Regions from separate parts of the Homo sapiens genome. Here region 1 is linked to region 2. A link is a loop called in an ENCODE intact Hi-C map of the cell type or tissue named here. Cell type or tissue: right lobe of liver. All regions are shown on one strand. Links, peaks and the distances in the headings refer to the core of each region. The heading gives the core; the rest is flanking DNA. Region 1 overlaps LOC105373578 (a long non-coding RNA gene). Region 2 has its middle 17 kb from the start of EN1.

What was found. Peaks named below come from ENCODE experiments on the same cell type or tissue, not always from the same donor. Only the 100,000 strongest peaks of a DNase experiment are listed, where the experiment ranks them.
Region 1: a loop joins it to region 2, with 7 times the contacts of the local background. A loop is called at or near these places in 103 of 110 quality-filtered maps.

Annotation. Positions count from the first base shown.
Region 1 is chr2:118,215,686-118,218,608 of GRCh38, forward strand. All of the region lies in intron 1 of LOC105373578 (a long non-coding RNA gene), which reads right to left. Among named protein-coding and RNA genes, the nearest start is that of THORLNC, 31 kb to the left of the region's middle. In right lobe of liver, for the core only: no CTCF peak of the experiment used is centred there; no DNase peak of the experiment used is centred there.
Region 2 is chr2:118,863,614-118,866,536 of GRCh38, forward strand. No RefSeq gene overlaps it. Among named protein-coding and RNA genes, the nearest start is that of EN1, 17 kb to the left of the region's middle. In right lobe of liver, for the core only: a CTCF peak has its summit at 1,704; a DNase peak (open chromatin) is centred at 1,717.

The DNA of each region.
Region 1 (2,923 bases), core at 333-2,832, 650 kb before region 2:
CAACAAAAAACAAACAAACAAGAAGGATATTGGGAGGCTGAGGTGGGTGGATCACCTGAGGTCAGGAGTTTGAGATCAGCCTGGCCAACATGGTGAAACCCTGTCTCTACTAATAAAATAAAATAAAATAAAATAAAATAAAATAAAATAAAATAAAATAAATAATTAGTTGGGCGTGGTGATGCGTGCCTGTAATTCCAGCTACTTGGGAGGCTGAGGCAGGAGAATCACTTGAACCCAGGAGGTGGAGGTTGCAGTGAGCTGAGATTGCACCATTGCGCTCCAGCCTGGGTGATGGAGCAAGACTCTGCCTCAAAAAAAAAAAAAAAAAAAAAAAAAAAAAAAACACACACAAACACAAAAAACAGGATAGTTTTTCTGGATCTAGGGCTAGGTGAAATACTCTTAGACTTGACACCAAAAACTTAATTCATAAAATAAAAAATAAATTGTGGTTCAAAATTAAAAACTTCTGTTCTGTGACTCTGTTAATAAGAAAAAAAGACAAGTTACAGAGTGAAAGAAAATATTTACAAGTCACACATCTGACAGAGGGCTAATATGTAGAATGTATAAAAACTCTCAAAACTCAACAAGGAAATGACCCAATTAGAAAATGAACAAAAGACATAAAAAAACATTTCACCAGAGAAGTTATACCGATGGCAAAAAAGAACATTAAAGGTGTTCAACTTCATTAGCCATCAAGGAATGCAAATTAAAACCACGTGACATAGCACTACTATCAGACTAGCTGAAATAAAAATTGGTGTCAACACCAAATTCTGATGAGAATGCAGAGAAAATGGAGCATTCATATATTGCTAGTGAGAATGTAAAATGGTACAGCCACTCTGGATACAAGCTGGCTGTTCCTAAAAAACTAATCATGAAACCACCATACAACCTAGCAATTCACTCCTGCGCATTTATCCCAGAGAAATGAAGACCTATGTTCCCACAAATCCTGCAAAGAAATGATTATAGTAGCTTTATTTGTAATTGCTCTCAAAGTGAATAGAATCTGGCTGTCCTTCAGTAGCTGAATGGTTAAACAAATGTGGTACTTCCATGCCATGGAATACTATTCAGCAATAAAAAGCAGTGATCTGCATAAATATCCAGAGAATTACGCTGAGTAAAAAAAAAAAAAAAAAAAAAAAAGCCAAAGAGTTGCATACTGTATAATTTCACTTATATGACATTCTTGAAATGATACAATTATAGAAATGAAGAAAAAGATTAGTGGTCACTAGAAGTTAAGGAGAGAGAGAAAGTAAGAGGCAAGTGGGTATGGTTATAAAAAGGCAACACCTTTTATAAAACACCCTGATGGTGTTGGAAACTTTCTGAATCTTGTGATATTGTTCTATAGTTTTCCAAGATATTACCATTGAGGGAAACTGGGTAAAGAGTACATGAGCTCTGTCTGTATTATTTCTTACAACTGCTCATGCATCTATAAATGTCTCAAAATAAATGTTTGATTAAAAAGTTTGATCTGGAAGTAGACTCTAGGATGAATAAATAAAAACAACAACAACAAAAACAATTTGATGAGCTTAAAAAAGGATTGCAGACAATTGCCTCCTATGAATATACTTCTTCAACCAATTTCTTATTGTTTGGACATTTTAGTTACTATAATTTTCTTATTTCAGCAATCACAGGGATGACTGTCCTTGTAGCTAAATTTTGACATATATTCTTTCACTTCCTTGTAAACATCCCTAGAAATTGAATAGCTGGTCAATGGCTTATATATTTTTTCACATTTTTCGGACCCCTTTGAGCCCAAGGTATAGAAAGAATCAATATTTGGAAGCATTGTATTTATGGGACAATTCAATATACGAACAAGAAGAAAATTTTTAAAAGATGACAGCCCTCTCTGAATTTATCTTGAACAATTTAGGCGTAAGAAGTTGCTAATGTGGCATAATAAGCACAATTTGAAGGCTTTAAATACATGTTTCAATGTTTTATCCATTTGAAAAATGTAGATAATACGAATTCCTGCCTTCTGAAGTTGTTGTGGGGATTAAATACATGTAAAGCACTTGGAGGAAAACTTAGTACATTATAAAGTCTCAATAAATGTTAGCTACTATTATGATTTTGATTATGATTGAAATCCAAAAATATCGCAATAATTGACACTGGCCTATAGGAGGAAACCCATTGCCTCATTCCCTTGCCAACACCATGCATTACCAACCATTTCTATCTTTGCTATGTTTTATTGTTATTTTAATTTTCATTTCTTAGATTAATAATGAATGGGGCTGGGTGTGATGGCTCACGCCTGTAATCCCAGCACTTCAGGAGACTGAGGAGGGAGGATCATTTGAGCTCAGGAGTTCGAGACCAGCTTGGGCAACATAGTGAGACCTCATCTCTATCTTTAAAGTAATTTGTTCCTTTTTAAAATAAAATAAAATAATGAATTGGAACACATTTTTCATGTATTTATGGGCCATTATATATATTCTTTTGTGCCTTGCCTGTTTGTATTTCTTGTCCATTTCTCACTTAGGATGTCTTTGTTGCTTCGAAGGAATTTTTTTTTTTTTTGAAATGGAGTCTCGCTCTGTCACCCAGGCTGGAGTGCAGTGGCACGATCTTGACTCACTGCAACCTCTGCCTCCCCGGTTCGTGCCATTCTCCTGCCTCAGCCTCCCGAGTAGCTGGGACTACAGGCACCCGCCACCATGCCCAGCTAATTTTTTGTAATTTTTTTAGTGGAGACGGGGTTTCACTGTGTTAGGCAGGATGGTCTTGATCTCCTGACCTCATGATCCGCCCGCCTCGGCCTCCCACAGTGCTGGGATTACAGGCGTGAGCCACCGTGCCCCGCCAGGAATTTTTATACAGTAAAGTAATTAACCCTTTTGCACTTATAGTGAATATATATATGTGTGTG
Region 2 (2,923 bases), core at 176-2,675:
ACTCCTGACCTCAGGTGATCCGCCCACCTCGGCCTCCCAAAGTGTTGGGATTACAGGTGTGAGCCACTGTGCTCACCCGAGAGGAGCCTTCTAACGGGGAGAACGGGCAGGCTTAAGCTGTCCTGTGCAGCCCTGAGCTGCATCAAATAAATCAGCTTTATTTGATGATTTTCAACATCAGGGGGCTCAGATGACTCCCAATCCTTATTAGGTATCTGTAGTTCCATGCTGGCTGCTGTTTTTTCCATGGACTGTGGGAACCCAAGAATTTGTGTAATAATTTTGGTTAATTCTCTTAAGAACACACTCTTACTTCGACAGGATGTTTAGGAAGTGAGGCTTCTATTCTGATGTAGAGAGCCTTTCTCTCCCTCCAAGGGCTGCCAAAATTACCCCTCCATGGGCTGCCAATCTCTCTCCCCCTACATTCAGCCTCTTCCACACTGCAGGCTCTTTGGCACTGGTGTGGGGTCTGGGAGCTGAAATGTTCATCATTTCTCCCAGATATTAGCATGTCATCAGGTCCCACAATAGCACAAGGGGCCGAGTTTATATCAGAAGTCCATAGAGTAAAATGGGTCCAAGGCCTGTAGAAACCACCAAACTGAAATCCTTCCTAAGCCTGCAGGGGCAAAGTGGAGACAATCCCAATTTCTGCCCAGCAGAAACCGCTCAAGCTTGTGTAGATGAGAGGCCCCCTCCCAGTGTGAGCAGGCTAACCCGGGTCCAGAGCGGCGGAAGGAATCAGCGCTCCAGGGCTCCGAGAGTCGGACGATTGGCCCCGGGGAAGCCAGTTTGCTGGGAGGCCTGGTGACCTTGGCTGCTGAGTACCCCTCCAAGCACAGTCAGGGAGGCTATCAGGCAAGTCTACAATGGGTCAAAGAAGCGGATCCTCTGTCCTCTTGGTCTGCGACTTTTCCCATGAAGGACAGACCTCGTAGCCTACATCCCTCCATAAATTCAGATCTACCCCGTGAGTAAAAAAGAGAGAGAAGGGTAAGTCCCATTTAGGGTTTAAAGGATATGAGACCTAAAAGGAGCAGATGGTAGAATTTCAGGCATTATCTAGCAGGTGGCAGAGAATCTGGGGGAGTCCAGGCTGTGTCAGCGCTGCCTGACAAATCATCCTTCCACTCAGAACAGATGCTCCTGGACGCTCATATCCTTGTACTGTATGGAGACTGCTTCTCAGAGCTGACTCCATGTGATGTGGCTTTGTGTCTGCTCCCCTGAGGATGGTGGCTCCTCACTATCTGGGGCTGTTGAGCACTTGAGATGTGGCTGGTCTGCATTGAGGTGTGTTGTCAGTGTAAAATGCACACCAGATTTCAAAGGCTTAGCAAGAAGAAAAAAAGATTACAAAGTATCTCATTCCCATTTGGAAAGGAGCTCTTTGCTCTAGAGAGGTCCTGCAGCCTTTCTTTTTTGCTGAGAAGAAAATTTTGCAGTGAGTGTCCTCTGAGCAGGTAGGCCTACCTGTCTCTTCTGAAACTATTTTGAGAACTTGCTCATTACTTTCCTTCTCTTGTTAGTCACATGCTCAGAAGCACCTCAGAATTTCAGTAAAATTTCATTTCCACTGGACAGGAACCAAAAGGCCGAGAGTAGGCTGGGAGCCCCTGCTGACAGGAACCAAAAGGCCCAGAGTAGGCTGGGAGCCCCTGCTGACTAATTTCTAAATACTGGTTTCTGGTGACATCGTATGGCCACTTCTTGATACTACACCGGTCACAGGCTGTGTGCAGGTCCTGAGTTCTGCAGTCCTGATGTCACCCACCTCTTGCTGAGTGGGCCAGTGCATCAGAAATCCTAAACTTGTAGAAGGCTGTCTTTCCAACCTCCATTTCTCCTCTCACTTCTCTCCATCTCATTTCAGTTCTTCCACATCTATAATATTGGGCCTGTCACCCTAAACCACTGGGGAAATGGCTGTGGACTGAGGGTTAGAAGAACCTTGAGTAGAACTGAGTAGTTTTAGGAAAACCATTCAACATCTCTGGGCTTCTCCTCCTCAAGGTTATAGCGGATGACCTCTAAAGTCACTTCTGGCTTCCCAAGTTCATAAATCTAATGGTGGAATTTGAGACACTGATGAAGAAGACTCAAATACTGCCTCATTGGTGGTGACCTACAAGAAAGGCCCAGTCTCGAGTCTAACTCGCAGTTCAGGAGGTGACCCAAACATGGAGCTGAAGTGGCCAAATGTGATTTCTTTCCTTTTTTTTAAATATTGGATCTGTGTCTCTGGAGACCAACCATGATTTCTTAGGAGATGATAATACTCATAAATGCAATTGTTGTCAATTGTTGCATATATTATCTCATTTAATTCTCACAACAATCCCATACATTAGGCATTATCACAATTAAAAATACCTAATATATTTAACACATACAAGAGATATCTATGTATGTGGATATATATGTATACCTACCAATGAATGTGTTTAAAATCAAACCATAAATACTTAGGAACTACTTTCAAGAACTAGAACAACAGTGATTCTATGTTTATGAAACTCCAATACAAGTAAAAGTAAACAATATGTAATAAAGGCTGTTTTTAAAGGCAATGAAGGCCAGGCATGGTGATTCACACCGGTAATCAAAGCACTTTGGGAGGCCAAGGTGGGTGGATCTTCTGTATATACGTGTCTTCCCTGTCCCATTCCCTTGCCTCTGCCCAAACTAATCACTATCCTAAATTTTATATCTTTGCCTTTGTTTTTTTGAGACAGGGTCTCACTCTGTCACTCAGGCTGGAGTGTAGTGGCAAGATCATGGCTCACCGCAGCCTTGACCTCCTGGGCTCAGGTGATCCTCCTGCCTCAGCCTCTGGAGTAGCTGGGACTACAGCCACACACCAACATTTCCAGCTAATTTTCGTGTTTTTTTTTTGTTTTTTTTTTTGTAGAGACGGGGT